Regions from separate parts of the Homo sapiens genome. Here all the other regions are linked to region 5. A link is a loop called in an ENCODE intact Hi-C map of the cell type or tissue named here. Cell type or tissue: ascending aorta. All regions are shown on one strand.

Evidence for each region. Peaks named below come from ENCODE experiments on the same cell type or tissue, not always from the same donor. Only the 100,000 strongest peaks of a DNase experiment are listed, where the experiment ranks them.
Region 1: it touches region 5 in a loop (4-fold over the local background); 46 of 110 quality-filtered maps call a loop at or near these places.
Region 2: a loop joins it to region 5, with 14 times the contacts of the local background. A loop is called at or near these places in 58 of 110 quality-filtered maps.
Region 3: it touches region 5 in a loop (7-fold over the local background); 71 of 110 quality-filtered maps call a loop at or near these places.
Region 4: it touches region 5 in a loop (6-fold over the local background); 11 of 110 quality-filtered maps call a loop at or near these places.
Region 6: a loop joins it to region 5, with 9 times the contacts of the local background. A loop is called at or near these places in 58 of 110 quality-filtered maps.
Region 7: it touches region 5 in a loop (4-fold over the local background); 54 of 110 quality-filtered maps call a loop at or near these places.

What each region holds. Positions count from the first base shown.
Region 1 is chr21:34,888,596-34,892,595 of GRCh38, reverse strand. The region is part of intron 3 of RUNX1 (RUNX family transcription factor 1); the gene reads left to right. Among named protein-coding and RNA genes, the nearest start is that of RUNX1-AS1, 54 kb to the right of the region's middle. RefSeq lists silencers at 2,269-3,068, 3,369-4,000. In ascending aorta, CTCF peaks have their summits at 2,380 (motif pointing left) and 3,973; DNase peaks (open chromatin) are centred at 2,365, 2,775, 3,185, 3,835 and 2 weaker places; H3K4me3 peaks cover 3,243 bases; H3K27ac peaks cover 2,511 bases; H3K27me3 peaks cover 1,882 bases.
Region 2 is chr21:36,026,711-36,030,710 of GRCh38, reverse strand. No RefSeq gene overlaps it. Among named protein-coding and RNA genes, the nearest start is that of LINC01436, 23 kb to the right of the region's middle. In ascending aorta, a CTCF peak has its summit at 2,061 (motif pointing right); a DNase peak (open chromatin) is centred at 2,070.
Region 3 is chr21:35,838,621-35,842,620 of GRCh38, reverse strand. No RefSeq gene overlaps it. Among named protein-coding and RNA genes, the nearest start is that of MIR802, 120 kb to the right of the region's middle. In ascending aorta, a CTCF peak has its summit at 2,220 (motif pointing right); a DNase peak (open chromatin) is centred at 2,230.
Region 4 is chr21:34,691,091-34,695,090 of GRCh38, reverse strand. All of the region lies in intron 1 of CLIC6 (chloride intracellular channel 6), which reads right to left. Among named protein-coding and RNA genes, the nearest start is that of CLIC6, 24 kb to the right of the region's middle. In ascending aorta, a CTCF peak has its summit at 1,671 (motif pointing left); no DNase peak of the experiment used is centred here.
Region 5 is chr21:34,744,134-34,748,133 of GRCh38, reverse strand. It overlaps LINC01426 (long intergenic non-protein coding RNA 1426), which reads right to left and starts at 2,309. Exons shown (of 3, transcript NR_038885.1): 1 at 2,118-2,309. RefSeq lists enhancers at 928-1,222, 1,429-1,928, 1,929-2,430. In ascending aorta, a CTCF peak has its summit at 2,461; DNase peaks (open chromatin) are centred at 2,076 and 2,413.
Region 6 is chr21:35,401,271-35,405,270 of GRCh38, reverse strand. All of the region lies in intron 2 of LOC100506403 (a long non-coding RNA gene), which reads left to right. Among named protein-coding and RNA genes, the nearest start is that of MIR802, 320 kb to the left of the region's middle. In ascending aorta, no CTCF peak of the experiment used is centred here; no DNase peak of the experiment used is centred here.
Region 7 is chr21:35,938,619-35,942,618 of GRCh38, reverse strand. No RefSeq gene overlaps it. Among named protein-coding and RNA genes, the nearest start is that of LINC01436, 65 kb to the left of the region's middle. In ascending aorta, a CTCF peak has its summit at 2,121; a DNase peak (open chromatin) is centred at 2,128.

The sequences.
Region 1 (4,000 bases), 140 kb before region 5:
GTTATAGCAGTGGTAATGCAAGATTTTTATGAGAGTAAAATGTTTACTAAGCATTCCTAAATTTTAAAAAGATTAATTTTAAAATGTCCTCAGCTTGCTACTTGTGAGGTACACAATGGGTTTATGAAGTGAAAGTGAAATCATCACACATTAACCATAGCATCCCACAGAAACATTCAGATGGAGGAAGGATGTAATGGAAGAACTAAGGGCTCTCCTCCCCCCTCTCATAGTAATTAGATTTGAAAAGTGAAGTAATCTCAAAGCCACTTCAGAAGAAAAAAATGTTTAATTAAATTCCAATGTTCAAAACTGGATAGTGTGTATGGCAGGTGATTTGTACATACATGTTACTCTTCATCAAAATTGTTTTCCATCCCTGTGACATCAATACAAACTGCAGCTATTTGGTTCCAAACCATAGCAAGATACATTCTATTTTTTAAAATGTAAATGGTCATTTAAAATAGAAATAATTCTTTTAGACGTACTGCATTTTTACAAATGTGATTTTGGAAATATATTGCTCGCAAAGGGTAATTTTAAGAGAATTGTTGAGATTCTAATCCCATCTTTATGCATATTTTGGGGAGGCTTTTGAAAGAGCAAAAAGGTAAAAGATTTAGTTATCTTCTGAGACCACCTATAGTTCTTTACCTAAAGTTGTAGAAGAAAAACGTCAATGCACTGTTACTGTTTTCCAATGAAATTATTTTTCTTCCAACTAACCAAGCAGTACTTTTTAAATCCACTGCAGAAATGTACATTTCATTCCTGTTGTGAGCCGTTTTCAATTCTCCTCCCTCCCTCTCCCCGCAACAAAATTTGGAAAAATCTGTCACGTAGCATCCGCCCAACGTATCGCTTCGTTGTATTTTTTTTTTTTTTAATTTTGCATTATGACAAAAGTAAATTCTAGCATTACTCCAGGGAAACACTGGGAATGAACCTGGTAATGTTTCCTTTCCTTTCTCCCTTAGGCAAAGGAAGGGGAATTCTGTATTGTCGCTAAAATGAGCGCTCTTGGTGGAAAGGAATTCCTCACTTCGTACACGCTGTGGCTGTCCTTGAAAGTGCAGGCTCCGTAAAATGCCCGGCCGACTAAGGGGTTCCCTTTCCCCGGAGCCCCTGCCTCTTTCCATTCATTTTAGATCCTCAGTAAGGAAGGGCAGAGGTTGGTCTGTTTCTTCTTTTCAAGAGGGCACCGCGCTGCGCAGTTAACAGCCTGCGCCGCTCCGGGGAAACCCAAATGTCCCGCGATCCCATCGAGTCAAGGAGCAAAAGCTGTGATTGCTATCAGCTTTTTGTCGGGCTTCAAACTCGGGGTTTATCGGTTGAAACTCCTAGCTGAGCAGCTCCCACGACGCTGCCTCTGACGGCTAAACTCGGTGCATGCAAGGCTGGGACCAACTTTCCTTACTCGATAAAGGAACTTGACTCCCTCCTGGGAGACCGCAGCCCGAGTCCGACTCGCAGCCCCCGTCGCGGGGTTTAGGGTTTTAGGCAAGCGGCCCGAGACCCAGAGGAGCCTCCCTGGACCTTTCCGAGGGGCAAATCACCCGAGTCTGCTATTTCCCCTGGAGTCAAAAGCCTACTTTTGGAGCCGCCACACCCTCGTGCTCCCTCCCGCATCTCGGGGGTTCCGGGGGATGCACGTGGGGGTGGCCCCAGGAGCCCTGGGTGGGATCTCGGGGAAATGCATTGGAGACCAGGCGAAAAGGTTTCCCTTGCCCAGAACTTGCCTCTAGAGCGGGCCGCGTCCGAACCCGCAGGCAAAGGCGCTGCGGCCCCTGCGGGCGGGCGGGCGCGCGCGATGCACTCTTCTCAGGGACAGAGTTAGAAAGTGGACGTTTGGGCGGGGGGAGGGGGGGATTTACAACTGGAATTAGGCTTAAAAAAATCATTTTAAAAGAAAAATGTAGTAAGTTTTCTTTCCGAGACCCCAGGTCCATTAAAACAAAACTGAACTCGGGTGCTGGCAGTGCCCAGGGGGAGCGGAGGCGGAGAGGGTTGAGGCCGCGGGCCGCCCGCCTTAGCCCCCCGGAAGCCCGGGCTCCTGAAGCACAGATAGCCAAGAGCGGCCCGAGTCAAGCCCCAGGAACAGGGGCTTCGGGAAGAGACCCCGACCGGGCCGCACAGCGGGGAGGCCTGGTCCGAGAGTCCCCACCTGGCCGGCTGCGACTCTATATTGGAACCTCGGAAACGCGCCTTGGCCGTTCCAGCTCAAGTGGGCTCTGGGGCGGCTTCCTGTCTTTTATCCTCGAACGCTAGTTCTTCCCGGGCGACCCGAAGGCCACGAGGCGGGCCGCACAGCCCCGCGCCGTCGGGGGCGTTCCGGGAGCTCCGGGGACTGCGCGCGGCGTCCAGGGAGGGCGGCTGCTGCCCCCTGGCGTCCGCCAGAGCCCGCGGCGCGTCCCGACAGCTCCGCGCAGTCCGGGCCCGCCCGGGAAAGGCCTCCACGCCAGTCAACCCCGGCCCCCTCCTGCGTCCGGGCCCGCGGCAACGCCCGGGGACAGTCCCTGCGCGGCAGCGGCCACAGCACCCTAGCCCTGGGGGAGGGAGGAGCGGGCGTCAGGGGCCCCGTGAGGTCGGCGAGGGACCCCCGCGCCGGGGAGCTTAATTGAGGGGCTCCGCGGGGACCACAAAGCAGCCCGCGGTGGAACGGGGCCGGGATCCGGGGACTGGGTTGCAGCCCCGGGGTGGATGAGAGGCCCCGGGAGGTGCAGGGCCCGGCAGGGAGGGCGTGGAGGGACTCATGGTGACGGGAGCAGCCTCCGCTGGGAGGGAGCCCCGCCGGGCGGGGTCGGAGTTGGCAGCGCACGCCGGACCGGGGGCGGGGCCCTCCGAGCTCCGCGAAAATGCCCGCAGCACCGCGGGGACCGGCGCAGGGGGAAGCGGCCGCCCGCACGCGAAGCCGGGGTGGGTTCCGCACCTGGGGCCGCTCGAGCGCACGGGGGCGGGGAGAGGAGCGGGGGCCGCTTCCGGGGAGCCGGAGGGGAGACGCGGGGCCCGGGCAGGCTGTCCGGCTGCTGCGGGTGCCGGCGCTACAAGGCCCGGGAGCAAGCCGCGTGGCTGCTTTCAACTTTCCTTCCAGCCGCGCGTTCTTGGGGTCTTTCCTGACTAGGAAACTCTTCGCTGGCCGCTGACGCACGCAGCAAGTGAGACGCGCGGAGGGATCGAGCCGCGGCCCGGGCGCAGCGGTAAAAAACACCCATTACAGAAACCGACCCAAGGGAAGACGCTGAGAGCAAACGGCACGCGCGGACGCCGTCCGGCCTCATGCAAGGAATCAGCGCCGCTTCGCCGCAGCTGCCAGCCGGACGGTGCAGGAGCGCGGAGTGGCTCCCCCGGGCCCCGCGGCCAAATCGCACCCCCGCCCTGGAAGCGGAGGCCTGGCCCTGGGCGGCCGCGCAGGATCTGGGGCCGTCCGCGGGCTGCAGCCCGGTTCGGGAGCCTCGTGGCGGCCACTGCGCCTGCCTGCAGCGGCTCGCGGGGCCGGGCCTCTCCGGGTGCGGCGCGCCGGCCGGGTCCTCCTCGGGCCGGCGGGGCCTGCTTTCTTTTTCCAGGTCTCCGGACCGTGGCCACTCGCGGAGCCGCACAAGCCTGCGTGTGGCTGCGGAAAGGGGTCCGCACGCGGGCGGGGCCCCGGGCCAGCATGCAGGCTTGGATGCGGGGCGCGGGGGTGGCCTCCGACTCCCCGCCCGGGCTGCGTACAGTAGCGCGCGGCGCGGCGGCGGGGGCGCGCGGGCCAATTCCAGGAGCCGGCGGCGGCGAGCCGCGCCCTGGCTGATACCGGAAAGGCCTGTGATTGGCCGCCGGCCGCCCCTATGCAAACGAGCTGAGGGAATGGAATTCCTCCGGCCGGGCTTACAGTAAAAGCACGTTCATTTCCAGGCACTCTCATTCATAGAGCCAGCGGGCGCGGGCGGGACGGGCGCCCCGCGGCCGGACCCAGCCAGGGCACCACGCTGCCCGGCCCTGCGCCGCCAGGCACTTCTTT
Region 2 (4,000 bases), 1.3 Mb before region 5:
TAGCCGAAACCATCCTATAAAATCTCCAGGAGCCTTTGTCTCTGGCAGTCAGCTCCTCCTCCGCTGATCTGCCCGTTGCCTCCTAACAACGTGTTTTCATTCTTCCTCGCGTAAATCTGCCTTTCTTTACCTACAGCTGTCTTGGTAAATTCTTTTACCCCTGCATGCCACTGGCTCAAATGGTTGTCGCCCACCTGCGACAAGTGAGACCCTGACTGTAAAAAAAAAAAAAAAAAAAAAAGGTGGAGTGGGACTTAGAGCCACTGTGTCCTCCTGGTACCCGGTGGGATATCCCTCTTTCTCATCTAATTGTCACAATAGCTCTATGAGGCAGGTATTCCATCTTTTGTTAGAGTTGAAGACACTGAGGCATAGACGGGTCAACTGACTTCTCCCACATCACGTGGCAGGGATTAGAAGCCAGCAGTGTCTGGTGTCTGAGTTCCTGCCTCTGATGTGTGAGTGATACCTGTTTCTGCCTCCTAAGTTAGGCAGTCTAGGGTAAGGGAGGGGACCCGCCACCTTCAAGCAGTTTATGTTGTCTGGTTTTGCTTTGTGAAAGGCCGAGTGACTACTTCACCTTGCAGGCTGTTCTGGAGGAACCAGGCAACTCCACTCCCTGGCCCTGCTGCAGGGCAGAGTGAGCCAGTCTCTCTCGCTGCAGCCTCGCCTCAAATGGTCCCATTTCAGTTTTACAGCCCGCTTCTCATCACACTGACAGCTCATATCTCATACAGGGCATAGCTGTTATTAGAGGGCTGAGAAGGGGTGAGTGAGCCCAAAGCAGGCCTTTTCTCGTTTCCGTGGAATTCGTCTCAGGGGAGAGGCTCTCCTGTTGCAGTTGAAAGCATTGTCTCGGTGCCATAGAAACTGCTCAGAACCCTGAAATCTCTTCCTAATGCCCAGATTCAGAAGATAGGGCCAAGACCAGAACGGCAAAGACCCCACTCAGTAATGCTTGGGACAGTCAACAATTCCAGTTTTTACTGTGATAATCACAAAGGGAGACTAAACTGTTGACAGATAAGAGAGAGTTTGGGATGTCACAGAGGAAGCAGGTTGGGTCTAAGGCGACTGTGTTTGGGACAGGCAGCGTAGACCTGTGCTTCTCGTGCCATGTCTGAGACCTGTGTCACTGGACGTCTTTGCCTTCCAAGCCTCTGATGGTAAAGGCTGTAGCAGTGGTTGGCGGCTTTGCTGTTCACTGGAATCACATGCGGAGCTTTAAAAAATTCTGAGGCCGGGTTCCCACTGCAGGGGTCTGAACTAGTTGGCCTGAGGTGTGCCGGGGCAGTGGAGATTTAAAGCTCCCACATGACTGATGTTCACCAAAGTTCCCTTTCTGAACCTCTGGGATATGGGAGCAAGCTGCCTTACCTTTTCCCAGCTGGAACTTTCTGGTTTTCAGAGGTGTGGGAGGCAAGCTGAAGAGTGTCAATTCTTTTCTTTTTTTTTTTTTTAATTTTTTTGGAGATAGAGTCTTGCTCTGTTGCCCAGGCTGGAGTGCAATGGCGTGATCTCGGCTCATTGCAACCTCCACCTCCCGGGTTCAAGCAATTCTCCTGCCTCAGCCTCCTGAGTAGCTGCGATTACAGGTGCATGCTGCCACACCCAGCTAATTTTTTGTATTTAGTAGAGATGGGGGTTTCACCGTGTTGCCCAGGCTGGTTTCGAACTCCTGAACTCAGGCAATCCACCCGCCTTGGCCTCCCAAAGTGCTGGAATTATAGGCGGGAGCCACCACGCCTGGCCAAGTGTCAATTCTTATACTACACAAGTTCATGCTGCCTAAATGATCTTTTAAATAGTACCACTTCATGTTGAGTACAGATGAATCCAGAGATCAACTCTTTATCATTTGGCTCAGTAAATACAGTTGGAGTGCCCGCCCAGTCCACGAGAAGTGATTAGCAAATTTAATTCCACGTGTCTCCTTTAAAAGGCGCCACACCTCTCCGTGTCCAGAGTGTTTGGGCTGATGCTTGGTAAGTACCAGGTGGATCTTGGAATCCCTGTGGGACTTTGCAACGTGCTTGAGCCACTTCCACCTTTCGTACACTAGATGGCGCAAGAGGACCGCCGAGCTGACCTGGGTACTGCGGCTCGGTCAAGTCAGGCAGCAGAGAGTGGTTTTCCCAAATATTAGTAGCATCCAAACAAGGCAGAAGCAACTCTCCGTGTTTCCCCTGGAAGAAAATGCCAACGTTCACATTCTCCTTTGGGCGGATAAACACCACTTCAAGGTGATAGCTGCTCGGGAAGGGACCTGGCCAGGTGGGGCAGGGGCTGGAGAGGGCAGTGGTGGCTCAGATGTAATGGCGAGAGGAGGAGGGGGTGAGACCGTGCAGGAACCATCCTGGCTCTGCCCACAGAGGAGCCACAAATAAAGGCATATATTTAGCCCTTACTTTTGAGAAGGAGAGAACTTTTCACACCGGGTAGCAGGTTTCAATTTCTATCCTAATTGATAGCAGGTAGACTCAGGCTGTTTCAGGCAGGCCAAAAGAAGGATTTTTTTTTTTTGAGACAGAGTTTCACTCTTGTTGCTCAGGCTGGAGTGCAATGGGGCGATCTCTGCTCACTGCAACCTCTGCACCCCAGGTTCAAGCAATTCTCCTGCCTCAGCCTCCGAGTAGCTGGAATTACAGGCATGCGCCAAGAGCTGGACTTACAGGCATGCACCACCATGCCTGGCTGATTTTTTTATTTTTAGTAGAGATGGGGCTGGTCTCGAACTCCAGGCCTCAGGTGATCCACCTGCCTCGGACTCCCAAAGTGCTAGGAAGTTGCTGGGATTACAGGTGTGAACCACTGTGCCTGGCCAGAAGGATGGCTTTTAAGGAGTTGAAACTGACCACCCACACAAACAGAGGGACGGATCCTGTGACTCCTAGCTTCTCATCTGCCAGGTGTTTCTAGAATAACGTGAAGTATTTTGTGGTGAGGTGGAAAGAATCCATTTCTGCTGACCGAGGGGAGGCCTGGCCCATCTTTGTTAGAGGTGCATGACTGATCAGAGGTTGGGGCCTCAAGGTAGAGTGAAAAAAACCATCAGGGTGCGCTTGAGCTTCTCTGTCCACAGGATACTGAGACACTGTAGATCCCCAAATGGCTGGTGATGTGGACTGACTCAGTACAACATCACATGATGACTTGACGCTGATGGCCTCACTTGAAATGATTTCTTTGGTCAGCTGGACTTTATCAGAAGCTCTGTCATCTGGTCTTATGTGTAGACAAATTCAACTTGTGAACCGGGAAGCTGCTATAATGCTTTTCTCCCTCCTGATACCCTTCTCCTCCCCAGCCCCGTGCTATTGATACACATTCTGGCTTTGTGTTGAGTGGAAGTTTGTTTTCTCTTTGGCATGTTGATCTACAGAGTGCTACCAAGACCTCGATGAGGCCAATATTCAATATCACTATATTGAAGGTTTTTTTTTTTTTAATTGGAGGAGTAGAGAAAGGTATACATTACTGTTTATCTGATTGGAGTTGCCTCACTGGTGATGGTGATTATGTATATGGAATGCAGATATTATTTAAGAGAACTCAGGTTGGGGCCAAGCATGGTGACTCATGCCTGTAATTCCAGCACTTTGGGAGGCTGAGGTGGGCGTATCACTTGAGGCCAGGAGTTCCAGATCAGCCTGGCCAACACAGCAAAACCCCATCTCTACTGAAAAAATACAAAAATTAGCCAGGCTTGGTGGCACATGCCTGTAATGCTAGCTACTCAGGAGGCCAAGGCATGAGAATCACTTGAATCTGGAAGGCCCAGGTTGTAGTGAGCCTAGATCATGCCGCTGTACTGCAGTCTGGGCGCCAGAGCAAGACTTTGCCTCAAAAAAAAAAAAAAAAAAAAAAAGAGTAAGCCAGGCGAGGTGGCTCATGCCTGTAATCCCAGCACTTTGGGAGGCTGAGGCAGGCAGATCACCTGAGGTCAGGAGTTCGAGACCAGCCTGACCAATGTGGAGAAACCCCGTCTCTACTAAAAATA
Region 3 (4,000 bases), 1.1 Mb before region 5:
ACACACACACACACACACACACACACACACACACACACACACACATATTTATTAAGGTGAAATTCAAATAACATACAATTAACCATCTTAAAATGAACAAACTAGTGGCATTGGTTGCATTCACAATGTTGTATGGCCAACACTTCTGTCTAGTTTGAAACATTTCCATCACTCCAAAGTAAAGCCCCAGACCCATCAAGCAATTTCTCCCCATTCCCTCCTCCCCCTCAGCTTCTACAGGCACCAGTCTGTTTTCTGTCTTTGTGGATTTATGAATAGCTCATACAAATGGAACCATACAACGTGTAGCTTTTTGTATCCAACTTCTTTCACTTAGCGTCGTGTTTTCGAGGTTCATCCACATGTAAATCCTGCGGAAGAGCTTTTCTTCTGCTTAATGCTGATATATTAGCCCATCTTCATACTGCTATGAAGAAATACCCGAGACTGGGTAATTTATAAAGAGAAAGAGGTTTAATAGACTCAGTTTCACAGGGCTGGGGAGGCCTCACAAGCATGGTGGAAGACGAAGGAAGGGCAAAGGGACTTCTTACATGGTGGCAGGCAAGAGAGCGTGTGCAGGGGAACTGCCCTTTATAAAACCATCAGATCTCATAAGAACTGCCCTTTATAAAACTGTCAAATCTCGTGAGACTTTTTCACTACTGCAAGAACAGAGCAGGAAAATCCTGCCCCCATGATTCAATTTCTTCCTACCAAGTCCCTCCCTCCACACGTGGGTATTATGGGAGCTACAATTCAAGATGAGATTTGGGTGGGGACACAGCCAAACCATATCAGTTTGAGTAGGCGTTTTAAGAAACGCTGATGGCCGGGTGCAGTGGCTCACGCCTGTAATCCCAGCACTTTGGGAGGCAGAAGCAGATGGATCACCTGAGATCAGGAGTTCAAGACCAGCCTGGCCAACATGGCAAAACCCTGTCTCTACTAAAAATACAAAAATTAGCCAGACATGGTGGGGTGTCTCTGTGGTCCCAGCCACTTGAGAGGCTGAGGCAGTAGAATGGCTTGAACTCAGGAGGGAGAGGCTGTAGTGAGCTGAGACTGCGCCACTGTACTCCAGCCTGGGAGACAGAGTGAGACCCTGTCTCAAAAAAAAAAAAAACAAAAAAAACCCAGGAAATGCTGATGCTTTCTAGGCCCTGGAAAGATCACCTCACCAGAGGCTATGGAGGCCAGGCTCTGTTCATGGAACCACACTCTGTCTTCTCACTCTGCTGTGTCCTGGCGTTGGCTCTGAATTAGATTCTTGGGACCTCAACATCGTCTCTTGCTCCTGGACCTTGCTACTTTCTTTCCAGCCTTTGCTTCTCACCTCCCAGATTGGCCCCCATGGTGTGTACTCAGAACTGATGCTGCCTGTCACTGAGGTTGCCCTGCCTTGGCTCTGTATATTTGGATTCAATAGATCTTGAGAGAAAATGAACCTCACAGACATCAGAGAAGAAGAGAAGACAGGAAGTGGACCTGTAAATCTCCAGCCCTTTTTATCTCGTTAGGTTGCTTTGAGGTCTCCTGGGAGAGAGGCAGGAGCAGATGGTGTCTTAATGCCTGGGCAGGAAGAAGATGCTGAATTAGGATCACTCCTAGAAAAGGTGATGAGTCAAAAGGTTTTTACCAGCACCTTGGGAGGCTGGGGCAGGTGGATTACTTTAGCCCGGGAGTTTGAGACCAGCCTGGGCAACTTGGTGAAACCCCATCTCTACAAAAAAAAAAAAAAAAAAATTAGCTGGGCATGGTGGTGCACATCTGCAGTCCCAGCTACTCGGGAGGCTGAGGCACAAGAATCACTTTAGAGGTTGCAGTGAATCAAGATTGCGCCACTAGACTCCAGCCTGGGCAACAGAGCGAGACCCTATCTAAAAAAAAAAAAAAAAGTTTTTAGTGTATACCTGAAGTAAATTCATTATCAGAATTTAAACTTAAAAATGATTTGCATATGGCTTTTTGTCTTTCATGTTTTATTGTATTTTCACTAAAAAAAACAAACCTTAATATGTAATCAGTTCTATTGCTATTTTTGACTTCACCTGTTTTGATCTTTTCCCTAATTTGTATAGTCTCACTATGTTTTTAAACATTTTTGAAGTCATAGAATTTGTCTTTCTGGAATTGGAAACTTGCATCTACTAAATTTTAATAACTTTTCTGTTGAGCTGATTGTACTTAGAGAGCACTTACTATTCAAGCAGCCCTACAGAGCCACTAGGTGGTGCTCACATGCTATTGTAAACAGATTCAGCTGTTGAAGTTAAATTATTTGGAAAAACACTTTGTCTTCATTTTAGGTAAATGCAGAAATTGGCCCTATATACTGTATGTGCTTTTTGGATTACAGATTTTTCAGCTCCCTTCTCCTTTATTGACTGCCTTTTCCACTATGGCATTATGGTTAAGCAGAAAGACTCTAGAGTAAGACTAATTTAAAACACTGGCTCTGTCATTCACTTACTCTGTAACCTTGGGTAAGTCACTTAACTTCAATTTTCTCATCTGCAATGGGATTAATAATAATACATACCTCCTGGAGTGGTTGTGAGAATTTAAAGGTAAGTATATATTAAGCACATAATGTTATATGTGTTTGCGTTTATTATTAATGTTTTTGTTTTTGTTATGGCATTGCTAATCGCTTAGACAAATGTTTCCTAGTACCAGTCCAAGGACCAGCAAAATCAGAATCACTTAAGGATCTTATTTAAGATGTCAGTTTCTGAGCTCTATACCTGGAGCATCTATTTGAGTCACTTTGGGGTAGGGCTTAGGTATGCACATTCTTCAACAGCTTCTCAGTTGATTCTAAGGCTCAGCTAGATTTGGGGATATTGTTGTCTACCCAAGTTCAATCAAAGTGTGTGAAGCTAATAATATTTACATACTAGCAATTTCCAATTCCCCTTCAGTATGTAGTGTGCATAGTCCAAAGCTCTGTCCCCTGGATTTCTTCTCTCCACTGTCATTCAAGGCCAGCTCCTGAATGAGGCAGTACTGCGGTCACTGGCTATTTTTGGCTTGTATCCTCAAACTCAGCTGACTTATGGGTCAATGATACTCTGACTTACTGATTTAATCTTGGGTATTTTCCTCCTCCATGGGCTGGTCATAAGGGACCTCCCATGTGGCCATAGGTGTGAGCTCAAGAGAGGCACTGATGCAATAATGATGAATAATATGGGGTCTGAGCTACCTGCTTGCATAGCTTGCTATGCCCTTGATGAGGATATACCGTTTCCATCTTTCCATCAATTACTGCTGCACTTGCCCAGCTGTGTGGCTTTGTGGGTGTGACAGGACCTGGCTCATCATGAATGGCTGATACTTGGTGTCCCGTGGTCAGATATGCCATGTCTTCCAGGGCCCAACAGCATGCTAGGAGCTGTTCTTTCCAAAGTTATATCGTTCTTGCTATAGTTGGCACAGTGTTGCTCTAGAACTCTTAAGTGTCTGAGTTGTGATTTGCCAATGTGGATTGCCAGACACGACAGGGTATCTTTTTCCGTCACCACTACCTCTAATGCCTTAGCAACTGCTGGGTCCTTTGGCCAAGCTGTGGGGCCAGTCGCCTTGCAGCCTGGACCTTTTGCTGTTTTGGTTCCTATTCAAAACTGGCAGCCTTTTGGGTCCCTTGCCATGTGGGTGTGATCAATATTCCCAATTGTGGAATTAATATTTCCAGAATCCAAAGAGTGTTGTGTTACATTCTTTGTTTTAGGGGAGTAAAATGTAGAATTTATTCTTTACTTTGGCCAAGTTATCCTGGCATGCTGCAGATCCTGGACTTTTAAAAGTGTACTAATGTGGCAGGCCCCTGAAGCTTCATAGAACTTTTCCTGCCTCTTTATTTATTTTATGAGTCTGACTTACAAAGGTCCCAGCACACTTGCCACTTCTTGTTCATTGGGTCTGGTTTACAAGTGTCATCACCACGATGATGTTCTGCAGAGGTCCAAGTGGCCCAGGTGTCCTCAGACAATATGAT
Region 4 (4,000 bases), 53 kb after region 5:
AGTTTCTGATCAACAGAACTGTGAGTTAATAAATTGGAGTTATTCAAAGCCACCAAGCTTGTGGTGTAATTTGTTATGGCAATGATAGAAAATGAATACAGCTGAATTTCCACATGGGAATCCTCAACTTTTCCCCAGCACAGTTCAGCAGGTCAACTACTCATCAACTTGCAGAGGGAGGAAACCCTGAAGCAGGTAGTACTTAGCCTATTTCAGAAACTTCCTGCATAGAGCCACTCTGCTCATTTTCCAAAGACTTGCATGATGGCCATGGATGCCATGGAGAAAAAGTGAGAATCCCTGCACCAAACCTCTAACAACCAAGGTGTATTAGTCCATTCTCACATTGCTACACAGAACTACCTGAGATGGGGTAATTTATAAAGAAAAGATGTTTAATTGGCTCATGGCTCTGCAGGCTGTACAGGAAGCATGGCTGGGGAGGCCTCAGGAAACTTACAATCATGGCAGAAGGTGAAGGGGAAGCAGGCACATCCTACATGGCTGGAGAAGGAGGAAGAGAGCAAAGGAGGAGGTGCCACACAGTTTTAAACAACCAGATTTCAGCCTGGGCAACATGGTGAAAACTTGTCACTACAAAAAAATACAAACAAAAAATAGCTGGGCATGGTGGCATGCACTTGTGGTCTCAGCTACTTGGGAAGCTGAGACTGGAGGATTGCTTGAGCCCAGGAGGTCAAGGCGGCAGTGAGCTGAGATCACACTGCTCTACTACCGCACTTCAGCCTGGGCAACAGAGCGAGACCCTGTCTCAAAAATAAAAAAGAGAAACAAAAAAATAACCAGATCTTGGCCGGGCGCGATGGCTCACGCCTATAATCCCAACACTTTCGGAGGCTGAGGCAGGAGGATCATGAGGTAATGAGATGAAGACCATCCTGGCTAACACAGTGAAACCCCGCCTCTACTAAAAATACAAAAAAAAAAAAAAAAATTAACCAGGCGTGGTGGTGCTGTAGTCCCCAGCTACTTGGGAGGCTGAGGCAGGAGAATGACGTGAACCCAGGAGGCGGAGCTTGCAGTGAGCCGAGATCGTGCCACTGCACTCCAGCCTGGGCGACAGAGCAAGACTCCGTCAAAAAAAAAAAAAAAAAGAAAACAACAACAACAACAACAACAACAACAGATCTCATAAGAACTCATTATGAAGAGAACAGCAAGGGGGGAGTTCTCTCCATGATCCAATCACCCGCCATCAGGCCCCTCCTCCAGCACTGGGGATCACAATTCGCTGTCAGATTTGGGCAGGGACACAGATCCAAACCCTGTCACAAGGCAAGACCACAACTCCTCTACGTCGACTTGTGAACTATAGTAACTGTTTCGACCTGAACTGTGGGCAGGCCTGCTTGTTCCTTCACATCACCTTTGGGGCCACAGCTTCTAATGGACAAGCTCCAAATGGAACTTTCTATTTGGCTTCACATGGTTATTTTTCGCCAATTTTTCAACTTGGCAAGAGTGATTTGAGGTCCCTCTAGCCAAAAATCTAACAGGGCACAGACCTGGATCATCACCACAAGAGGATGAAGGGACTACCCATGACATTTTGCCTTTTTAAATCTTGGTTCCTTACTATGGTTTTTAGAACCTACCCTCAAACGTCAAGGTAGGGAAACAACTTCTGGAGGCCATTGGTGCCCCCTAGTGGTCAAGAGATGCACTCATTTATCACTTTCCCTTTTACGGTCTCCATTCCTAATTAGGTTTTGTGGGAAAATGCTACAAGTTAGTTTTTAGCCCCTAGTGGGGGACTAAACCATCTAGATTTCCCTGGGACTCAGTGATTCCCTGCTACACAGGATTTTCAGTTTTAAAACCAGGAAAGTCCTGGAAAAACTAGGACAAGCTGGTCTTTCTAACCCCTGACAGACCTCCTAGACTTCACAAAAGAATCACCGGAAGAAGGCAATGTCTTTTTGTCTAGGCACCTCAAACAGAATTAGGACCTGAACAGTGTGCTTTTAAAAATGCATCTTGATTTGAGGTCAGCAGCTAGATGGTGCATACTTTGCCTTATGTTAGGAAAACAGCAATTTACGATTGGTAAATTATTTCTCGACTCTCATTAAAGAACAAGGGGTGGGGCTGGGGAGGAAGTCCAGTGGTGGGAGAGTAGGGTCACCCCATATGCTGGCAGAGCAGACCAAGAAAAAGAAATTCTAATTATCTCTAAAAGTGTTCAGACTCAGCTTTCTCAACTGGTTCAGAATTCCCCAGCTCTTCTGCAAAGTTCTTTAGAAATGCACAGCTCCCTGGAGGTGGGGGTCCGGGGAGGCACCTGCCTTCTCTTCCTCTTTCCTTATAATGTTTTTAAGTTTTAAAGAGGCCAAAGGCCTAGAGCAATCTATTAACAATGAAAAAAGTCCAGTCCTTCAAACATACTCAGGTCAGTTTCAATGACCAATATATGAAACTTCTCTGCAGCTGGGAGCTGGGAATTGTATAGTACTTTTTGTTTACACTGAAACTAGTGAGTAAACAGAAATATCTTAAGGGTTCTTAAGGGAATTATTATGAGATCAGGTTTAGAGCCAATATAGATTTTAGAACACTTCCTTTTAAAAGACTCCAGAAATCAGAGGCTTTGCAGTCAGGTAGAAAGCAGGTGATCATCTATGTGGTATGATTTGCGAGATCTGGGAGAATCCACCTATCTACAAATGCCCCCACCAGCCTTTCATGAAAGTCTGAATCACAGAGGATTGTCTAGAAAAAAGCCACAGTCCGTCAAGCTACATATGTGGTCATCTTCCCTCAGGCCAAACTAAAAGGGGGCACCAGCTCCAGTGACCTCTAACCTCCCCATGAGTTGACACTATCTGTCCATTTCCTTATACACAAAGTGAAGGTGTTCGTTTTCATAACTTTTCTATACCTTCTCAACGGTGACACCTTCTCAGAGGTGGCTGAAGAAGTGGCAAAGCTAAATGAGCACTCTTGTCTTAATAAATTACATTTTGTAAAGACATGCTTGTCAGATCTCTTTCTAAAAAGTTTGAGGCAGTTTTGAGAAACTGTCTTAGTGACTACAGCTGGTCATTGTTACCATAAAGTATCCTAGTATTCAAATGTTAAAATTAAGTCACCTGGAATACTGAAAAAAATAGCAACCTAAAATACTAAGAAGATTTGGATTGCTAAATTAAAGTTCTCAATAGATCTCATGGATGACACGTTCATTGAAAAGTTTTGCTTCATTTTAAAGGGCAAAAAGAACAAGAGCCACCTGTAGTCAATTACATCATCAGTTTCTCCTGCAGTTGCCTTCCTTAATGGAACAATTTCAACAAAAAAAGCACGCAAATGAACGGCTCTCAGCACAAACAAAATTGCTTGTAAAGGAGCAAGGCAATTGCACAATGTGCTGTAGGACCAAACACCAGATCAATGGTAGAGTGGGATGGTATTTTTCATTTAAATGCAAATTTGGTAAACCTTGCCCTATATCCTCATGTTTAAGAAACCTCATCTGTATCAACCTGCTAGTTTTCCCCGACACTCCCTTTTTTTTTTTCCTGGCCACAGAGATTGAAAGGAAAGCCTGTATTACTAAACCAAAACTTCGGGTTTCACAAGCTTTACACTTAAGCCAGCCTGACATTTTGCATTGGTGAAAGCAGACAAAAGAATCAACCAGGAGTGCATAAAAATCATATTATGTATTAAATCAGAAAACTTGGCTTTAAGCTTCAAGAGAAGGGAAATCAGGGTCAGAATCAAAAAAAAAGTGTGGCATTTAGGGAAATCACAACATTTTATTAGAACTATCAATATGTTCAGAGGAGTGACTTCTCCAGTTTTAACTGTTAGATTCCAGTTTTGCATTTCCTTGTAGTCTCTGAATCTTTACAAGTTAAAGGGTTCCTAGTTCATGGAAAATTTATTTGCTAACCTTGAAAGTTCTATGTCAGTGAGCAAAGACATACAATACCTCCCTGTAGAAGTTAGCAATTTAGAGAGAGAGCTTTAGGATACC
Region 5 (4,000 bases):
ACGTCGAGGTCTTGCCGTTGAGGTTGTCGTAATGCAGCTACAGGAGTTGTGTGGGCTCTTTAAAAATGACATGAAGCAGGGCACAGTGGCTTACGCCTATAACCCAGCACATAGGGAGGCCAAGGCAGGCAGATCACTTGAGGTCAGGAGTTCGAGACCAACTGGCCAACATGGTGAAACAGCGTCTCCACTAAAAATACGAAAAGTATCTGGGTGCGGTGGTGGGTGCCTGTAACGTCAACTACTCAAGGGGCTGTGGCAGGAGAATCACTTGAACCCAGGAGGCGGAGGTTGCAGTGAGCCGAGATCATGCCACTGCACTCCAGCCTGGGTGACAGAGTGAGACTCTCTCTCTGAAAAAAAAAAAAAAAAATGACATGAAACTGACTCATCAGAGCTCCATCAGGCCACGGGCTACAAATGTGGCTGGGCCACGTAGACAGAAAGACACACGGCCCTGGTGTAGGAGAGGAAAACACACTGTTTTCAGGGAGGTGGAATTAGGGGTTTCCCTGTCCCTTCTCTCTCAAAGCCTTTTCCAATGAATCTAGAATTTTTAGTTTCTTAATAATGTTCCTGTTGCTCTTCCATCTGGATGCAAAGGAGATCTATTCACGACATCTCCAAGAATGAACTCCATAAGAGCAGCAGAGTGGTCAAGGCCTACTTTCCCAGGGGTTCATTTTCTTTTTGCCTTTTTTTTTTTTTTTGAGACAGAGTTTCACTCTTGTTGCCCAGGCTGGAGTGCAGTGGCACAATCTTAGCTCACTGCAACCTCTGCCTCCTGGGTTCAAGGAATTATCCTGCCTCAGCCTCCCAAGTAGCTGGGATTACAGGTATCCACCACCATGCCCGGCAATTTTTTTTTTTTTTAAGTAGAGACAGAGTTTCACCATGTTGGCCAGGCTGGCCTTGAACTCCTGACCTCAGGTGATCCACTCGCCTCGGCCTCCCAAAGTGCTGGGATCACAGGCGTGAGCCACCGTGCCCGACCAAGGTTCATTTTCAATGCTGTTGACACGAAGGCTAAGATCACAGGGGAGGTCACAATTTTAGGATCTCAGCTTTTAGAATGCTGTCTTTTTAACCCCTTCAGCATTTCCATCTTATTGGAAAAGGGCAGGCAGGAGGGCAGATGGGAGGGAGGGAGGCAGTTGGGCTTTCTTCCTGTCCAGGGGCCAGCTCTGCCTTCCTGGTCCTCACTCCCAGCCCCACTCCTTCCTTCCCCTGTTCTGTGCCTCTCCTATCTACTCCTTCCACATCCCTAGCCACCTCACAGGCTCTTCATGGGGCTCAAGTGAGATAATGCAGGGTGTGAAATTCTTTGTCAATGAACGCATCAACTCTACGTTCCATTTGCTGTCATTATCTCCTGTATCTTTGTTCCACTTGTGCAGGTGATTTGTCCCCCCGCCAGTCCCCGTCCCCTCACCCCCAGTTTCATGGATAAGGACCAGCTGTAGACTCTGCCAGGCCCTGGGCAGTGTTGGTATCGTGCTTGGAGGTGCTGCTCAGTTATGCAACCCACCCTCCTCCCCCAGCCAGAGCCACAAAGCCACTAGGGCACTGTACCAGTTTGTTTATTTATTTATTTTTGAGATGGAGTCTCCCTCTGTCACCCAGGCTGGAGTACAGTGGCACGACCTTGGCTCACCACAACATCCGCCTCCCAGGTTCAAGCGATTCTCCTGCCTCAGCCTCCCGAGTAGCTGGGATTACAGGCGCATGATGTCACGCCTGGCTAATTTTTGTATTTTCAGTAGAGTCGGGGTTTTACCATGTTGGTCAGGCTGGTCTCAAACTCCTGACCTCAGGTGATCCACCTGCCTTGGCCTCCCAAAGTGCTGGGATTACAGGTGTGAGCCTCTGCTCCCAGCCCCACCGTGTTTAGCTTGGTTAGGCACAGAGCCTTGCATGAACCAGCACCTCGGGGACCCCATGACGAGGTCAGAGCGGGTGAGAGGCACGCACCAGTGTGACTGAGCCACTCGCTGGGACTCTGGGGGCAGCGTGGTGGGGCTTGAGATCAAGGAAGTGCCTGCAAGTGGATTCAACGATGAGACACTTCCCCGGCCCACAGGGTGGAGGGGTTGGCTGGAGGGGTTGCCTGTACTTACCAGAGACGGTCCCCGAGCGAGCTTGATAAGCTGAAAGAGACGCTCAGGAGAGCCCTGACAGAGCTCCCCAGGCTGGAAAGGACAGAACTCCCCACCGGAACTTTCATTTTCAAAGTTCAGCACCTCAGTTAAGTAATTAATAGGTCTGGTCACGTTCACAGCTCTCCAAAAGAGACTGATGGAGCTCTGCTTTTCCTCCGGAAGTGCTTTCATGGCAAGCCCAGAGAAGCCCCCTAGGAGGCAGCCTGTCATCCAATAATCACTTCCTCTCTCAGGCCCAAATTCCAAATCAGCTCAGCAATGGGCAGGGCGGCCCTGAGCCACGTCCAGAGGTTGGGATTTGCTGACTCCTGGAGGATATTCTGAGTATAGCAAGTAAGTGAACTCGCACAAACAATGCGTTCAGCAATGGGAAGAAAACAGCTGTTTTTGTCCGAGAAGTGTCTGGCATACCCAAGACTTCTTAAAGAGAGGAAAATATTAACCTAGAGCATAACAACCCCTTTCTCTTTTCAGTCAAAACCTAGACAGACTGTGTTGATATTAAGTTAACAAGTTCCATGGGCTAATACCTTCCGAATGAAATGAGAGGGTTCTTAAATTAATAGATGAAAACTCCCCTTCATACATCAGAGAACTAAGGAAAGGTAATTGCCCCCAATATTTATTTTCGATTTGGAAAATCCAAAGCAAGAAGGCTTTGAAGAAGTCAAGATCTGATTATAATTCTAGGCTCGGTGCCAATGGGATAAATTATCTGGCAACTTTTTTTGCACAGTTATTGATTCTATTTGTCTCTGACGCCAAGCGCCCAGCATGGCACAAAGCCTCACAAAGTGCTCCGAAAAGGGTGTCATCCCCACACCGTTGATAAGGCTCAGAGTCTCTCCACGGCCATAATGCAACCCCCTCCTCCCCAGGGGGCTGTTGGCACCTCAACCCACTAAGGGATCAGGAAGTAGAGTTTGCCAGTGAGGAGCCTGGAGACTTCAAGCCTGTTTGGCCTTGGTGTTCTTGTGATTTAGTGCCCTGGACTGGCAGGTCTAGGGACTTTTTGCTCTAGACAAACTTTTTAAATAGGCCAGGTGCAGTGGCTCAAACCTGTAATCCCAGTGCTCTGGGAGGCTGAGGTGGGAGGGTTGCTTGATCCCAGGAGTTTGAGGCTGCAGTCAGCCATAATCACACCACTGCAGCCCAGCCTGGGAGACAGAAGAAGACCTTGTTTCAAAAAAAATTTTTTTAATAAATATAAATTTAAAAAATAAAAAATCCCAACACATGCACACACATACATGCACACACATACATGCACACACACACATGCACACACATACATATATATGCATGTGCAAAAGGTATGCCCAAGCTATACTCTCTTTATTTGAGTTTTAATTTACAGAAGTTTTCAACCTGGCCAGGCCTGGAATCATGGAGAATGGGCTGGGAATGGGTCTGCAGAGGTTCCCAAGGACATGTTTGAAAAGCATCCTCCACCTGGGAGAGCTGGGTCAGAATTAGCACACTCTAGGAGAGTTGGGGAACAGCTAAGAGCGGGGCACACCAGCTCGACTAACTGAGCCTGAGCCAGTGGGAAAGTCCTCATAGCAGTGGTCACTGGAGCACGAAACAGGGACATGGCTGGCTGGGGCTCCTTCCTCCGCCCCTCCCCAAGCACAGGTGGGCATGCCGTGGTGGGGCTGGGAAAAGGCCTATGGCCAGGGAAGCGCAGGATGACAACAAAGGAATGGTCAAGGCCTAACAAACAGAAACAGCGATGCAAATTGCCTAGGAGATGGAGCGGCAGTCACTGGAGCTGGCGTTGCCCAGACTTTGGTTGGCTTCAGGGTGACAGTTCAAGAAGGCAGCTCCTCCTGTGGGCCAGT
Region 6 (4,000 bases), 660 kb before region 5:
CCTTAAGGTGGAGCCATGCATGAGTTGAAATAAAAGGTCTTGGATTGTTCAGAGAAGGAACATGGACTGTCCCAGCAAAAGGAGAGCAAAGACGTGCGGTTGAGGATGCGTGGCACTCCTGGAGACTGCAGTGGTGGGCTGGATTGGGAGTCCATACTTGAAGGTCCGAGTGGTAAAGCCAAACAGAAGTGGGGCAGGGTTTGAAAGCATTTGGTCACCAGAAAGGGATTGAAGACTTCCTCCTGTGTGTGGTGATGAGAGACTGAGGTTTATAACAGAGGGGATATGATGGGGACCCATGGTTTGTGGTTCTAGTATATAGGATTGCTGGAGGAAGATACTCTCCAGCCAGGAAATCCAGTGAGGGCCAAATGATCTGGGTGGCGGGTGGTGACAGCTTCGTCTAGGGTGTCAGCAGTGAGAAAACACACACACACAGAGAACATCAGAGTCTTTCAAAAAGAAGAAACAGCGTAGGAAAGGGGACCCACATTCAAGAGCCAGTATTTACTACTTAGTACTTAATGATGTGAGTTTGACCAGCCTTGGTGTTGCTGAGTTGGTCTTTGTATCTGAAAATAAAGGTAATTCTCATTCACCACCTCACTGCACTAAGTCACGATGAAGATCTAATACTGAATGGTTACAAGAGCCCTTTGTAAACCCAGGAAGCATCACATAAACTAAGTTATTGTTATTAAGAGAGGAAGAATCAGCATGATTTGCTGACTGAGAAGGAGAAAAGAAAGGAAACTGCCTTTTTACTGAGAGCAGGAAGAAAAGAGGTGAGCTCCGGGTGGAAACAAAGAGAGCTCAGGAGGTTTGGGGCTGTTGAAACAGCCTGGGTTTGAGCAGGGCTATGGCATACACAAACAGAGATGTGTAGAAGACGGCTGCAGAATCAGGACTGGAGCTCCAGCAAGGCCCAGGTAGGGTGAAACTACCTGTTAGGAGTATTACTGATGCCCTATTATTCCAGAAAAATTATGAGGAAGGGGTAACTAATTTTCCGTGTACTTCACTTTTTTTGCTTGTTTTAGGGATAGGATCTGTTTAAATTCTGCTTAACTACAAGCCAATAATATTTGGGCTGTGTTGATTCAAATATAAGAAAGTAAATTAACAGGAGGGGGACTGTCCAGGTGTGCCTGACCGAGGGGTCTCAGAACGTGGACACCAGTGCTGAAATGGGAAAGTCCGGGGCAGATCAGGCCACCCCAACAGGCCGAGAAGAAATAGGAGGAGGTGAGATAGTGACTCCTGACTCCTTGATCATCACATAGTTGCTAAAAGGGACTCAAGTGGCTATTAGTGGAGTAGCAAGTGCAGCTGGCACGTATCCTAGTTTAATAAGAAAAACTCTGTAGAGTTACAGGGTCTTGTTGCATTTAGGGAAGAGCCAGAAATGTCTCTCCAGGGAAGAAAGGACACTGGCATGCTCAGAACTCCAATACGTTGAGGTTTATACGATCAAGTTGGGAGGATACCTGGAAAAATAATGTGGAGATGATCAAAACCATGCCAATTAATAAGGACACGTGTATACTTTAGGAATTACACATTTTGTAACATTACTCTTCAAAATATTTTTCTCTGTGTATTTGATGTGAGTGTATAGTCACCTGGTTCAAGCATCTTTTTGAGTTTGAACAAAGACCTGCAGGCCAGGAGACCAGGACTGATAATGAGGCAGGGCTGGGACAGGATGCTGCCAGCTACTCTGTGGGAAGAAATTGCCGGCCGACCTCACCAGGGGACGATGGTGGCCCCAGCATGTGAGCCAACGCCATTGAAGGAGCAGGTCCAGGAAGCATCAGGCCCCAGTGTCATGAACTGTCCAGATAAAGCAGCCCTGTGCGGTTAGACTCCTGTGGCTGCAGACTCCCTTGCCTGGCACCAGTTTTCAGGATGACCCCAGACTAAATGGGCCTCTAAGAACTAAAGGAGGCAAGAGTCACACGAGGAATCATCAGCTGCAACCGATTATTCTTGATTTTTTAAAATTAGGCATGGCCTTAAACATGGTTACCTGAATGTTATGATTGAATTATGTCTCCCCGACATTCACATGCTGAAGTCCTAACCCCTAGAGTCCCAGAATGTGACCTCATTTGAAAATACGGTGGTTGCAGGAGTAATTTGTTAAGATGAGGTCACTATGGTGGGCCCTAATCTGGCGTCTTTATAAAAAGGAGAAATTTTCACACACACACACACACACACACACACACACACACACACACACACGGAGTGCCATGAGAAGACGAAGGTGGAGATGGGGTGATGCCAAGGAACAAGGATCACCAGCATCCCCAGAAGCCAGGGAGAGGCTGCAACTGATTCTCCCTCGCAGCCTTAGAGGGAACCAACCCTGCTGACACCTTGATGGTGGACTTGGAGCCTTCAGAACTCGACGACAACAAATGTCTGTTGTTTAAGGCACTCTGTTTGTGGACCTTTGTTATAGCAGCCCCAGGAGTTGAATAGGCTCACAGAGTTTCATTTGTACGTTTTTCCCATCTGAAAAATAGAATGCTGCTTTACCACAATTTATTTACCTTTGGGCAGATAAGAAATAAGCAATGGTTTGAGAGATTACCTGTAAACAAACTGAAAACCATCATACTAACAAGGAGAAATCAGAAATATATTTATTTGAGTTAAGTAACATTTTTCAAAAATTATGATTGACAACCACCCATTAGTTTACAAGTGGGAATTTTTTCCCACCCTGTAACACCCATCATTTATGAAGCTAAATATTAGTTAAGGGCCTCTGAAATTTCCAATAAAACTGCTAGAAAGATTCTTTTGATCTCTAGGCAGCTCTGAGGACAGATACAACTTCATTCCTCCTGGAAAATGCTTTGTTCTTTGGCTCCACTTAAGGAGGCAGTGGAAAAGCATATAATACATCAGGCTTTCTTTCTTTGTAGAACAAAGTTAATCCAGGTCCTTATCATAGGAAACTGCACAGGGATATAATCTTTTAGAAGACATAAATAATTCTCCATAATACTTTTGGAAATACTTTGATCTTTCTGTATACTTCTCCATTGCAAAAGGGTACTGCAAACCTTATTTTCCTTGTTTAGAGATTTGTTAAATGAAGTTAGTCATATTAGACCTTTGAAGTTGTGTTTTAAATAGAAGCTACCAAAAGGATGAAGATAATTTTACTATGTCCTGAAAAATTCTGAAAGACGTGCCAGGCAGCTGCCTCCTGTGGTTCTAGTACATAGGATGGATTCACAACACCATGGATGGACTTTTCATATATCTAATGTTCTTCTGTTCTATTAACTTTGTTAATGGACTCAAAAAGACTCTTTAAAACTTCATTCTCCCTTGAATATTTTAATATTCAAGTGAAAGATGCTTTCTCTTAGCATTCCTGCTATACCAGTTCTCATCTTCCTTCCACCCCACTGCTAGTATTGATTAGGCTGATGAAGGATTGGTGGGAAAGGACTCTGGAAAGGAAGGTAAAATCTCAGAAGGTCACATATTCCATGATAAAGATCTGAGGTTCCTTTGATGGGGGATGAGGAGCTGCTGAAGAATTTCAAACGAAGGAATGATGTCACCAGATTTGCATCTTGGAAAACCGCTCTGGAAGCAGCTTAGAGGAGGAGTCGGTGATGTTGGGGTGGGGGAATGAGACTAGAACCAGAGAGGCTCGATGGAGAAGTCATTGAAGCTGTCAAATATGGTGGCATTGTGGATAGGGAGGGTAGGCAGGAGGTAGAGATACCCAAGAAGACTGTGTCAACTGCCTAGAGCTACATGTTAGTCATTTCCCTGCTAAAAACACAAATATTATTGATTACTTGACCCAGCTGGTTAAAGTTTAGTGGTTGGTGCTATTTAATCAACAAGAAAAGAAAATCAAGAGTTATCATTGGCTGGGCACAGTGGCTCATGCCTGTAATCCCAGCATTTTGAGAGGCCAAGGCAAGAGGATCTCTTGAGCCCAGTAGTTTGGGGCTGCAGTGAGCTG
Region 7 (4,000 bases), 1.2 Mb before region 5:
AGATGTGTGACGTGTAATGAGGTAAGTAGTGGTGTGTGTGTGTGTGTGCAGATATGTGTAATGAGGAGGTAAGTAGGGATGTGTATGTGTGCAAATGTGTGATGTGTAATGAGGTAAGTAGGGATGTGTGTGTGTGCAAATGTGTGATGTGTAATGAGGTAAGTTTGTGTGTGTGTGCACGCAGGTGTATGATGTGTAATGAGGAAGTAAGTAGTGGTTGTGTGTGTGTGCAGATGTGTGATGTATAATGAGGAAGTAAGTAAGTAGGGGTGTATGTGTGTGCATGCAGGCGTATAATGTGTAATGAGGAGGTAAGTTGGGGTGTGTGTGTTCGTGCTTGCTCATGCTGTGTGTGTGTGTGCACACCAATGTGTATACAGCATGCATGGATCCAATAGGTCTGACCCCGGCCCCATCTCAGTGGCCTATCTGGTTGGTGCCCTTTGTGGGCTCAGCCTGGCCTGGTACTGGTATTCAAAGCCATCTGGAAGACACTGTCGGAAGGAGATGGTGACAGGTGAGCTATTTGAGAGCCATGACTATAGAAAAGGCCAGAAGGAAAGAGGCAGAGCTGAGACAGTCATGAAGTTTTATGGGCTGAGCCCCCTTGCCTTCCTCTGGCCAGCATGGGACTGTGGGGTTTGCTACAGGGCTGCTGGGGTGAGAGAGGCCAATGCAGCTTAGAGAGGGCTGCAGGAGTAACCCTAAAGGTTGGGAAGAAAATGAATGAGGACAAAAAGGCATCAATGGCCATAGCTAAACACATTTAATTTAAAAATCCTGGAAATATTCATTCACCCTTTTAATCTGAAGAGTTGAGATTTTCCCAAAGATAGCCAGTCTACCTTCAGGGCATGTGGCTCATGGTAAGGTCCACGTTGGTCTCATGGTCTCTGTTTTATCCTGATTACCACCCTCATCATAGCGTCTTTTTCTGAAATGTATATAAGGTAGAACTGGAGCTTATTTTTACTTACTGCGTTTACTGAATAATTTAATGTTGCTTAGTCTTCACTTTGAAGATAACGGCAATATCCTGTATTTCTTATTCACCAAAAACCTCAAATAAAATAAACTCTGAGTTGAGTTGCTTTTACTTTCATGGGTCTTACATGACCCGGTGATTTGGGTTGTCACTGGCTCTTCCCAGAAGAAAGGCACTCGACCCTCTCTAGGATTGCTCACAAACTTCTTGACGTGCTCCATGTACAGCAATATTTAATTGTTTTCCTCCTCTTATAACAGAAAAGAAGTGCATGATAGTGTGGTTTGCAATGTGCCATTTTATGTATGCAAAACATTATGATATTCAAAATAAAATACATTCCAAAACTTTCACATATTAATATTTTTTTAGTGGTGGTGGGGAGTAAAGGATTAAAACACACACACACACCACACACACACACACACACACACACAGATTCCTTTGGATGTTAGGTGAGAAAAGTTCCTGCTTTCGTGTCTTTGATAGTAGTTTTGGGGCTTGAATTCAGCATTTTCCAGTTTTGTATTTACTTTTGGTTAGTTTGTGAGCCTAATGTTGGGACTGATTAACTTAAAGAGTAGGATAAAGTTAATTTCTAAAATTATCAGGGCTAAGTTTGTTTTAATTTATTTTGAGAGCACTGTTCTATAATACTCATCCCTTTGGGTTCGGGAAGAAATATGGGAAATTGTTACACAAATCAAAGAAAAAACTTGTTGCATGTATTGCAAGTTTGGAATTGCTGACATAGAATATTACTTTATTTCTAGTGCTTTTGGAAAATTATCTTACAATAGGAAAGCAAATAATTTGGGTTTCCTTTGAGGGATGTTCTCTTTTGAGTGTGAAATTTCGTTTTGCCTTTCATAAATAGAGACAACAGAAAAATTACTCATTACTTAAGGAGATGTTTTTCCATCAGCTTTAAATTATGGAAAATCCTGTCTCTCATGGAAGGATTTTTGTCTTGTTCTTTGTAACCCCTAAATTTAGTGCAGTGCCTTGGACATAATAGATGTTCAATACTTATTCATCAAATAAAGCACAACTTTAGGTGAAGGATCCATGGCCGCCTCCATGTAGTTTGCAGGCTGCACTGTGTTTTTTACTTAGCTGGTCACTAGATGTCCCTCTGTATCCACGCTAAATCTCCATTACTATGCATGCTCATTAATGCACGCAGACACAACCGCTCAGGCTGTGAAGCATTTGAACGGCTCAGTTTTGCCCTTTCACTGGGCATCAGTTACAAGTACTCTAGACTGTTGTACACCTAAGACAAAGCTGGCGATGGTAATGTTAAGTCATTGAAAGAAGAAACAGAGAACAGAGGAGCTGTTTTAATTAGAGAGGTGCTCTTCCCTATACTGGCAATACTGGGAAAATTTTATAGTCAGCACATTTTAAAATTAGCCAGACACGAACTTTAGCCGTTCGCCTGAATACTCATCGCACAGAGTGCTAGAACCCTGCAAGTATTGTTTGGGTTGATGGTGCATTTGCTGAATGGCTTATCTGTGATAATTGGGAGGCAGGATCATCTGTTGTTGAATAGACAGAACCCACTCTGCTAATGCTGCTTTGTGGTCAAACTTTGAGCCGTCAATGTAACTGAAAAGTCACTGTTGGCCTGGTTCTCTAGAGTGTCTGTAATAGTATTCCCCCTACGGGTGTAGACACTGCCTTTAGCAGGAGGATACCTTGCTGAGGAGGCACGGAGAGAGAATGTTTTAGAGGTTGGGATCATGGTAATCTTTATTGTAGTCACTTCTCTTATCCATGTGCTGGGCTATTGGAACCATACTGTCACTGAAAAGGGGGAGTTTTCTTTGGGACAAATCCATTTCTTTGAATAATAATTTTCCCCCTGATTATAAAAGTCATGGATTTCCATTGTAGAAAATTTGGAAAATACAGAAAAGTATTATGAAAACAAGAATTCTTACCATTTTAGAGATCAAACTGAAATCATGTTGAATGTATAACTTTACATCCTCCTTTTAACGTTATATTATGTAATGAACATACTGTATTCCAGATCATTACTCTTCAAAAACTGATTTTTGACAGCAACATACTATTCTACCTTTTGCCTATGCTGCATTTTTAATCATATTTAATCATTTAATATTAATATTTAATCATTTCTCTATCAATGGACACTTAGATATTGTTTCAAATTTTCTTTCAGAAATGATGCTGAAATAAACACTGTTACAGATGCATTGTTCTCACATCTCTGTTTCATTTCTTAGCATGAATTTCTGTAATTGGAATTAAAGGGAGGACGAATGGCTTCTTGACATAGAAGCAAAATGCAACCTTTCTCAGGAAGAGTTCTTCACCCTTCTGGTTATAAACTCATGGCTGGATCAAGGGTCTCTGAAATTAGGATACTATCAGAATTCTCGGAAGTATTTCTCATGTAGCATCTTTTTAGATAAGTCCATGTCAGAGGTGGAAAACTCAGGTTGTTCTGTTTTGCAAACAAGTTCTCCTTGCCTTATACCAGTATCATTTATTTTCTGACAGCTTAACCCTGAGGGTTTCTGTCAGCAAAGGCTGCTTTTTCATACCCTCGTGTATATTTATAGCATCTTCTATCACTTGGAGACATCCGTGAGAGGCCGCCTGTGTGTTTCTAAAGACATCCATTGCTCACTGTGACACTCTCCTCCAATCACTGGTGGGTTTAATGCAGGTGACACATGTGAGGTTTACCTGATTTGCAATTGGGGATCTCAAGGAAGTGTTTTTGGCATGGCCCTTGTAACTATGTTCTTTCACCAGGAAGGACACATTTTATTCCCATTCTAATAAAAGAATCACAATGTAGTGGTTTGAAAGTGTGTCTGTGACCATGCCATTGAGAAAGGAAAAGCCAATGTTTCTATTCAACATTGAAGACAATAGTTTAAAGGCTGTCAGGCAGGAGGAGTCCTCTCTTCCTTGGGAGAGGGTTGGTCTTTTTGTCTATTCAGGGCATTGACTGATGGGATGAGGCCCGCCTAC